2 separate regions of the Mus musculus genome follow, and region 2 is linked to region 1. A link is a loop called in an ENCODE intact Hi-C map of the cell type or tissue named here. Cell type or tissue: left cerebral cortex. All regions are shown on one strand. Links, peaks and the distances in the headings refer to the core of each region. The heading gives the core; the rest is flanking DNA.

Region 1 (5,122 bases), core at 560-4,559:
ACTTCCCACTGGGGATGGGGATCAATAAGAAGTCTGGCTTTGTGGAGAGGGGTTTAAGATGGTTTAAGAATGGCTAGGGTGGATCTGCTGTGGAAACAACATGGGGGGTGGGGTGGGCGGGGAGTCATGGCCAAACCAATGAGATAGATGATTAGAGGCGGAGGCGGGGTTGGGGGAGGGGGAGATCTGCTATCAGATAGTGTTGGAATTAGGAATGGAAATAAGGCCAGTGTTGGGATGTGAACTTCAGAATCGAGGTCGTTTTAGGGAAAATTTCATTCAGTGTTGAGAAATGTAGTCCAGTACCAAAAATTACATAGTTAAATGCCAAACAAAAATAGGTTTTAAGCTTAAGTCCAAACAGGGAATTCACCTTCAAAGATCTATCCATAGACATATCATAGAAGACAGTAGTTAGATGATGGAGTGGTCCAGCATCCTTGGCCTCTGCTCATCAAATACTTGTAGCACTCAGCCCATCATGTGACCAGTACCACCCTCCATACCCCCGTTCCCCAGCTCTCTACAAAGTCCCCTGGAAGTGACTGCTCCCAGACAGAACCCTTGCCCATCTCTGGACCAGGGTTAGTGGATTGGGGATGGGTTAGAAATGGGTAGGAAGATAATGACTAGAACTTGGTGCTAGGTTGGCCATCCAGTGAGGGCTGTATTAGGAAACAAACTTAATCCCCAGCATCCTGGGTTAGGTATCTGTTAATAACAGATAAGATTTAAGTTAGACTGTGATATTGTTTTCCTAGGGTGGTGTGCCAGCTAGTAGAATCACTTGGGAAGAGAGGGTTAATGAGGAACTCTCTAGTTCAGGTTGATCTGTAGGCATGTCTTGGGGGTAGCTGTCTAGGTTGTTCATTGATGTAGGAGGATCCAGCCCACTGTGGGTAGCACCATTTCCTAGTCTGGGCCCTGAACTGTGTAAGAGTGAAAAAGCTAGCAGGCAAGATAGATAGATACATAGATAGATAGATACATAGATAGATACATATATATAGATACATAAAAAAATAGATACAGAGTGTCTCTTCTCTCTGCTCGTGACTTCGGGTGTGACAGGACAAGCTGCTTGTGTATCTAACTTGACTAAAATGATGGACTGCAGTCTGGATTTGTGAGTCAAATAAACCCTCTCCTCCCTAAGTTGCTTTTTGTGTGAATTTTCTCACAGCCGTAGGAACAAAGCTAAGATAGGTAGTATGTGTGATGGTTAATATCACCTGTCAGTTTGTCTGGGGCATACTTGGACCAACATCAGTCTATGTGTTGCTGTGATGGTCATGTTAAGCTAAGATTAACATGTAGGGCAGCAATCCTTGAGGAAAGCAGATTGAGGAAAGCCTCCAGCTGCCCTCAGACTCCAGCTGCAGCGAATGTCTTCTCTGGCTCTCCAGCCTGTGAACTCCTGACTTCCTGTTCTCATGGGGGGCATGAACTAAATCTCTAAGAGAAAATCAGCCACGACTGAGGCCTCAGCTCTGTGGAAAGGGATGAACTGTTGGAAGCAGTAAGAAGGATTTCCTGGTTGGATACGAGCCTGGAAAAACAATGGTTACATTCCTTGGCCCAGCAGGGTCTGCTGCTGACTGTGGGCTGTTGACTTTCCTTTTTCTTTCTCAATTGGTAATTTCTGGGATTGCTCCATTTAGTGTCTGAAGCATGAACATGACCTCTTCTCTGTCCAGTATTTCCAGCTTCAACTACTAAGTAGCTGGCTTCATGGCTGAAGAAAAGTTACGGTCCAATCCATCCCGACCTCTGCCGTATCAGTACGTGTCCTTCCTATGTGATCTCTGTTATATTCAGTTCTGTCCCTGTCCTCCAGATCCCATGTCATTTTGTTTCTCCTTCTTCCAAAGCTGTCTGAGATTCACTACAATAACCCCTCCCCCAGGATCTGTGGTGAACTGACCCAGATCCACAGATGCCCAAGTTCTGGATACGAAGTGACAGATTATTCATACAGAATGCACACCCCTCTTCTCCATGTTTAAACCACCTGTAGATCACTCCCAACTCCCAATACTGTGTAGATGCTACGTCAGTACTTGCTCCACTGTGCTCTGCAGGAAGCAATGGCAAGCGGCATCTGCTCACGTTTAGAACACACCCAATATTTCTCTCGATTATCTCCTGTCTAGGATTGGTTAACTCAAGGGATTTGAGGTCCAGAGATGCAGAGAGCTAACTAATTGTGTTCGTGACTCAGCCAGCTGAAGTTTGGGAAATGATCTGGAAAACACACAAGGTGTTGTGAAATGAAGAGATGATAGAAATTGTAGGGGGCTTTCCCAGATAGAAAGCTGTGCATACTTTCCCGGGCCCCTCCTTCGGGTTCACTGGCAGGCTGCCTGACTCAACCTCTCTCATTCTTGGCAGCCGCCAGTGTGAGGAAGCCTTCTGCCAGAGCTGGGTCTTAGGTCAGTACTCCCAGGAGCATTCGCTCTGCTTAGCGGTCAAGGGCAGAGCATAGACCAAAGATCCCCTTGACAGAGGCCTGTGGGCTTCCTCTGTCTCCCCCGAAGTCTGTGTTTTCCAAACTTCTGCTCCAGAAATCAGTTTAGTGAGCCTCAGATATAGGGGCAGGGGGAACAAAATCATGTGAGACACTACGGGCTTGCTTTGCATTTGTGTAATGTGTATGGTCTATGTGGTATGTAAGATCTGAGTGTGTGCCTGTGTGCTTTGTGGTGTGTAGTATGTATGTTTTTCATGGGGAGAATGTCTATGGAGTATTTGTAGAGTGGTGTGTGTGTGTGTGTGTGTGTGTATGCATGTGTGTAAGATGGGGTAGAAAGGGGAAACTGAGGGGACCCAGGAAGGAAAAGACCCCTCTGCCTTTAGTGTCTGGTTTGCATTTCTTGTTTCCTGAGTCTGGAGGGCATCAATGCAGCCAACAGGCAGGAAAGTGTGACTATCGCCTGCAGAATATTAGCAGTGCAGCCTTTCCAGGGACTTTAACCAGCAAAGTGCAAACAGCAAGTGACACAAGCTGGCCTGAAGCTGAGGGAGGGGTTGTGGGTCTGACACCTTTGACCTTGTCAGTCTTCCGTCTCAGCCCTATACTTGCTCAGTGGCTTTGTAAATTACCTGGCAATTTTATTTACAGAAGGAAATTAAGTAAAAGATATAAGTAGGACAGCTTATATTTATTACTTAATTTAAAAATTTTGCTTAACTTTTGAACCTGTTTGTCCATGATACCTTTTGGGGCAGTGTAGTTTCAGAAGCCACAAAATGTCGTTAAGATGCTTAGATACCCCTTCCATGCTTAAATCTAAAGCATATGTTATCTATCTCATCTTCTTTGCTTAATAGCCTGACTTTGTTCCAACTGATGCATACTCGAAGTAATTGTTTTGCGTGGCATAAAATACCAACCATAGCTCCATTCTCTAAGAGATACACCTTAGAAATCAGTCAACAGCTCTGTCTCCCAGGGCTGCTGATAGCTGTGTGTGTGGTATATGTTTAGGTTTGTTGTGGTGGTGGTGGTGTGTGTGTGTGTGTGTGAGAGAGTGTTTGTCAGTGTATGGGTGTCAGTGTATACGTGCATGTGTGGTGTGTGCATTAGTGTGAGTTTGTATGGTGTGTATAAGTGTATGTGTGTGAGTGAGTGTGTATGGTATGTGTATGTGTTTGTGTGAGTATGAGTGTGTGTGTGTATATGTGTTAATATGAGTGAGTGTGGATGGTATATGTATGTGTTTGTGTATGTGTGTGAGTATATGTGTTAGTATGTGTGAGTGAGTGTGTGTGGTGTGTGTATGTGAGTGTTTGTGTGTGTATGTGTGTGAGATATGGTGTGTGGTGGTAATTCCTATCCCCAATGCTGTAATAAGAAACAGCTTACTCCAAGGCTAGCGGAACATCAGCTCCAGGACCCTAGCTGCTGTTTTGTACCCTGTTGCAAAACTCTGTACCTAGTTTGGTTTATTTCTTAATGATTTATTTTACTTTTATTAATGTGTCTCTGTGTGTATGTGCACATATGTATAGGTACTCTCAGAGGCCAGAGCGTAGTGTTCGATTTCCTGGAACTATAGCTGAAGGTAGCTGTGAGCTGCCATGTGGGTGCTGGGAACTGAACCCGGGTCCCCTTAAGAGCAGCCAGTGCTCTGTGGAGCCATCTGTCTAGCCTCCTAATTATTATCATTACTATTATTATTTTTACTGTCGTGCCATTGTGTCCTTTTCCTTAGAGAAGGGATGCGGTGTTTGTGCTCCATCACTATGGTGAAATGCCAGTGACAAGCAGCCTATGAGGAGAACAGGTTTATTCAGGTTTAGGATTCTGGAGCCCTGTGGCTTTGGAGCACTGATGAGGGCAACCTGTCATGGCAAGAGGGAGAGGAGACTGGGATCCCACCATCGCCGTTGAGGGTCTCAGTGACCTAAGGGCTTGTCACAGGGTTTGTATCATCCTGAAGACCAAGCTAGGGTCCACCTTCTAATAAGCCACAGCAGTGGGTAGGTTTCATTCCACTTAGACTGTGGGCCCATGTTTGTCTGCTTTGTGCTTGCTTTCCTGCGGGTCATGCCAAACGTACAGAGACCTTAAGACCCTATGTTTTTATCACTTTCCACACACCAAGCAGACCAGCTTCCTAATGCAGATGCTCAAACTCCCCCAGGCTCCCAGAGCGTTCAGAATTGCTTCCCACTCAGACCCTCAGGGCTGCAGCTCTTGCACAAGCGCCTGCTTTGCATTCTGATTTACCCTCACTCCACAACACCTCTGCCTTTATTTAGTCTCTGCCCTGGGATATTTGCTCTGCACACAAATCCTGTGCTCCCCTACTCTTTCCTGGCTCCTCCTCTCCCTCCTGGAATCAGCTTCACTGTCCTCCAGCAGTCATTTCTCGTGCAGATGCAGGTCAGCCAACTTCAAGGACTGGCCCAGCCTCTGTGTGTGTGTGTGTGTGTGTGTGTGTGTGTGTGTGTGTGTGTGTGTGTGTGTGTGTATGACAACACTGGGAAGAGATTCTGTAAGGCTGCTTTTGAAGCCTGTTATAACACTAACTGTTTTGGCCTTAACACCTCCATTTGGTGTCTCAAGAACCGCTTGGCCTCTGCAGAGGGTTGCAGCCACCTGTTTCTGTCCGGCCTT
Region 2 (5,122 bases), core at 282-4,281, 150 kb before region 1:
AAGACACAGGCCCAGCCCCCTCGCCGATGCGAGCCACAACAGATCACACGCGCTGGACCCAGGGCCGAACTCCTGGCAAATCTAGTTCCAAGGTTCAGACCACCCCTAGCAAACCTGGAGGTGACCGCTTTATCCCCCAAACGCAGTGCTTCTCAAATGGAGGTGGCCAGCTTCCTCTTAAGCAAGGAAAACCAGCCAGAAGACAGGGGGACGCCCATGAAAAAGGAGCATCAGAAAGCCTGGTCTCTCAACCTGAACGGTTTTGATGTGGAGGAAGGCTCAGCGGCAAACCTCAGAATGCCCCAGAAGGCTACCAGAACAGACTGAAAGCACTCTACAGCCAGAAAGGCACGCCTGGCTCCAGCAGGAAGGCTTGCAGATGCATCCCTTCTCTGCCAGACAGGAATCTTGATGCCCCCGAAATCCGGAATGACTACTACCTGAATTTTGTAGATTGGAGCTCTGGAAATGTATTGGCTGTGGCACTGGACAACAGTGTGTACTTATGGAACGCTGGTTCTGGTGACATCCTGCAGTTGTTGCAAATGGAGCAGCCTGGGGGCTACATATCCTCGGTGGCCTGGATCAAGGAGGGCAACTACCTAGCTGTGGGCACCAGCAATGCTGAGGTGCAGTTATGGGATGTGCAGCAGCAGAAATGACTTCGAAACATGACCTGTCACTCCGCTCAAGTAAGCTCTCTCAGTTGGAACAGCTATATCCTGTCCAGTGGTTCACGGTCTGGCCACATCCACCACCATGATGTTCGGGTAGCAGAACACCATGTGGCCACACTGAGTGGCCATAGCCAGGAAGTATGTGGGCTTCGCTGGGCCCCAGGATAGACGACACCTGGCAAGTGGTGGCAATGATAACATTGTCAACGTGTGGCCCAGTGGTCCTGGAGAAAGTGGATGGGCTCCCCTGCAAATATTCACTCAACATCAAGGTGCTGTCAAGGCTGTTGCATGGTGTCCCTGGCAGTCCAATATCCTGGCAACAGGAGGAGGAACCAGTGACCGGCACATTTGCATTTGGAACGTCTGCTCAGGGGCCTGTCTGAGTGCTGTGGAGGTGCATTCCCAGGTGTGCTCTGTCCACTGATCTCCCCAACATAAGGAGCTGATCTCAGGTCACGGCTTTGCCCAGAACCAGCTGGGTATTTGGAAGTATCCAACCATGGCCAAGGTGGCTGAGCTCAAAAGTCACACAGCACGGGTCCTGGGTCTTACAATGAGTCCAAATGGGGCCACAGTGGCATCAGCAGCAGCTGACGAGACTCTACAGTTGTGGCGCTGCTTTGAGATGGACCCTGCCCTTTGGTGTGAGCAGGGGGGTTGGGGGTGGGGAGCCAGTGTAGCTAAAAGTAGCCTCATCCACCAAGGCATCCGTTGAACAAACCCATTTCCTTTCTTGTTTTTATGTTATTTTTTCTAATAAAGTTTGTATCTTCCTTTCTTAAAAAAAAAAAGAATCTTTTCCTTAAGCAAGGCCTGGTGTTGCGCGCCTTTAATCTCAGCACTCAGACCTTTATGTAGACCACCAGTATGGCCTACACAGTCATTTGATGGCCAGCTGGGGCTACACAGTGAGACCTTATCTCGCTATAAAAACAAACACAAGCTGGGCATGGTGGCACACGCCTTTAATCCCAGCACTCGGGAGGCAGAGGCAGGCGGATTTCTGAGTTCGAGGCCAGCCTGGTCTACAAAGTGAGTGCCAGGACAGCCAGGGCTACATAGAGAAACCCTGTCTGGAAAAACAAAACAAAAAAAAAACCCAAAACAAACAAACAAACAAACAAACAAGAACAACAACAACAAAACACAACCCAAAAACAAAAAGAAAAAAAACAAAAAACAAATACAGCCAACAAGAATAAGTTCCCTCATCCCCTTTTAATATGGCAGCCAAGTTGTTAAGTCCAAATGGGGTGACCTGTCTCCCTCTAGTGGCGAATCCTGTCAATGCACCTTCAGTGACCAGGCCCTAGTCAGCCCTCACCAGAAGTCAGCTTCTAAGTCCGCAACAGTAGCAGTGAAACAAAGGGGCCAAAAGAGGGTCTTTATACTTCCAGGGCCCACCTGAGAAGGAGATGTTCTGTCAGATGGACGTCAGATGGGCACAAAGCTGCCGTCGACCTGATGGTGGTGTGGTTCTCAGGAAGATTTCCCAGTGCATGATGCACCTGTAGGCACTGCCTCTGTGTAAGTCAGATCCCAGAATATGAAAAGTGCTACGAGCCTGGGGAGGCAGTGCAGTAGCAACAAAGGGTCTCCTTAAGTAGCTAAGGACACATCTTGTAAAAACAAATAAAAACAAGCGAAAGAACAATTGATCACTCTCTCTTTCCTCAGCTACTTCTAAACAGAATCCAGAACACTTGGGTGGAAGGTGTTAGTTCATCATCAGTAATTTTAACTATGTGCATTTTCCTTTTTCTTCCCAAGACACCCCCCCCCATAGCCAGAATATCTACTCTGCCAACTTCCTGTCTTCATCTTTATCGTTAGCCCCTTTGCGAAATGTCTTCTGCTGACATAGGCTGAGGGAGTGAGGGGTGCAGGGGACTTGCAAGTCACTAGAAGACTGAATTCCTTCTTGCCTTTGTTCCTCCAGGTGGAGAAAAAGACTTATCCCAGTAAAAAAGCATTCCATCACAGAAATCCATGTGTATTACGCATGCCCTCAAGACCAGCAATTCTGTGATCACTGTAAGCCTGAGAAGAGTTGTAAGAAAAAGCTGAATGGGGCCTGGGGACACTGCCCACCGGACAAGTGCTTGGTGTGCAAGTGTGAAGTCCTGAGTACAAACCTCCAATACCTAACAAAAAAGCCAGACTTCACTGTTCATACCCAGTCCTAGCATTGGGCACAGACAGGGAGATTCCCAGAGCTTACTGGTCAACCAGCTAAGGCAGAATGGTGAGCTTCCTCTCCTGTGAGAGGTCTTGTTTCAAGACGATAGGGTGGAGGACAACATCCTATGTTTACCTTCACATGTGCGCATGGGTACGGACATGTGTGACACCTGTGTACTCACATTCCTGCTCAGGAGTGTGCACACCCATGTGTACAGCACAGCAGACACACAGGGGTGGGGGAGAGCGAGAGGGGGAGGGACAGGGGAAGAGCGACAGAAGGGAGAGGAAGGAAGGAAGGGAGGGAGGGAGATATTAAGAGTTTTGTGTGTTTATTTATCGAGATTGGGCTTCTCTGTGTAGACCTGGCCACCCTGGAACTCACTCTGTAAATCAGGCTGGCCTCCAATTCACAGAGATCCACCTGTCTCTGCCTCCCGAGTGCTGGGATTAAAGGTGTGTGCCACCACCGCCTGGCATGAGTTTCAAATGTAATGAATTAAAATATTCCCTCCTGGAGTGAGAAGGGAAGCCCCTAAAATGTAGGAAGCCTAGAAAACTCAAAGGTCAAGAAGTTATAGGATCCCCAGAACCCTCAGCGGGGTTGCAAGCGCGGTGTGCAATGGCTGAGGCTGAGGAGACGCCCAGTCGAACTGCCTGTGAGTTGGGCACGGGGCCTTTGGGAGTCCTTGTCTGAGCTCTTGTGAGAAACCTGAATGAATTCGCTGGCTCAGCAAGCTGGACATCCAGCGGTGGTTCTCAGATCCTGTGAGCCTTTAATATAGTTCATGGTGTACTGACACCAACCTAAGATTATTTTCATTGCTACTTAACTGTAATTTTGCTTGTTATGAATCATAATGTAAACACCTGACATGCAGGATATCTAATATTTGATCCCTGTGAAAGGGTCATTTGACTCCCAAGGGGGTCACAACCCACCTGTTGAGAACGCTGATTTAGGCGGCACCTTCTCCTTAGTCTATTGCTGGTGCCTGACCTTGGGCAGTGATGTTTCTTCACCTTGGAAGAGTCAGGCCACAGCCAGTGATCTGAGCACCTAGAGCTGAGGCAGGAGCATCTTTAAAAAAAACCCAAAATCAAACTTTGGTTGCAACTGGAATTTGTCACTATTATCAATCAACAAAGCATTTCTTGGGAACAAATATGAATTTATTATTTCCTTCTCTGTAAGGAAGATGAAAAGTACAAACTGTGTTCACCCTCTTAGTCTCTTGAGGTAGAGCAGAAGGGATCTCAGAGACAGAGGAATGAGAGACAGTAACACTTGGAAGGGACAGCAGTGTGGATCCAGAATGCCAGAATGCAAGTCCTGCTGTCAGGAACGGGTTGTAGACGGCACCTCTGCCTCACGGATTCCAGTTTAAAGGAGCAGCACCTGAGATCCAGAGTCCTGGTTCCGGTGTGTGTTAGGTTTGTCGATATACAACAGTGGGGCTCCAGACAAAAATATAAAAGGATGCAGACACAAAGGTGATGCATAGAAACACACAAACGTGGTTATTTCATTACACAAACAGCCAGAACAGTCATCTGCTTCAATTTCAGATCTCATTCATTCGGTAGCTGTGGGCACTGTCTGTGCCAGCGCTGCACTGTCACAGGGGCTGGGGGGCCACAGGGAGGAACTGAGACCCTGCTCAAAGAGCTTCTGCAATACAGAGGGAGGCAAACACCAAAGGACCAATGCACACAGGGACACACGGCTTCCATGGGGTTAGGGAAGGCTTTGTTAACACGTTCCCCAGGTCTCCAGAGAAGTCCGAGGCCATCTGAAGCATCACAGGCTCTGGGCTCTGTATTTTATATAGTACCTATATACATGCACACATACCTCTACACCTGTACATATGTGTACGACAGGCTCTTGCTATGTGGCTGAGGTTGGCCCACATTCCTAGGCAGCTGGGATGAGAACAAGCCAGGCACACTTGTGCCTGACCTGATTTTAAATGAACATTTTCATAGGTTATAGATTTCTGCCCAGGCTCTAAATGATTACATTTAAATGATTACATATGTAATGAGTCTAGAACAGCATTTCTCACTGTAGACGTCACTGTGATAGGTACGTCGTGGCAATTCTAGTGGAGTGCAGCCAGCTCCCCTGTGTAGCTGTGCTCACAGGCCTGTTGCTATTTACATGTGTCTGTGAAAGCACTGATTTCTCATGAGGCTTTTACATGAATCTTAGACGGCGCTCAGCTTCTCCAAGAACTATCAACATAAACAAAGTGCCC

What was found. Peaks named below come from ENCODE experiments on the same cell type or tissue, not always from the same donor. Only the 100,000 strongest peaks of a DNase experiment are listed, where the experiment ranks them.
Region 2: it touches region 1 in a loop (2.7-fold over the local background); 11 of 42 quality-filtered maps call a loop at or near these places.

What each region holds. Positions count from the first base shown.
Region 1 is chr16:91,360,042-91,365,163 of GRCm38, reverse strand. No RefSeq gene overlaps it. Among named protein-coding and RNA genes, the nearest start is that of Ifnar2, 10 kb to the left of the region's middle. In left cerebral cortex, for the core only: no CTCF peak of the experiment used is centred there; DNase peaks (open chromatin) are centred at 1,504 and 2,366.
Region 2 is chr16:91,509,414-91,514,535 of GRCm38, reverse strand. Ifnar1 (interferon (alpha and beta) receptor 1) reads right to left here. Exons shown (of 11, transcript NM_010508.2): 11 at 4,013-5,122. It also overlaps the pseudogene Gm7856. Among named protein-coding and RNA genes, the nearest start is that of Mir6367, 16 kb to the left of the region's middle. In left cerebral cortex, for the core only: a CTCF peak has its summit at 1,957 (motif pointing left); a DNase peak (open chromatin) is centred at 1,964.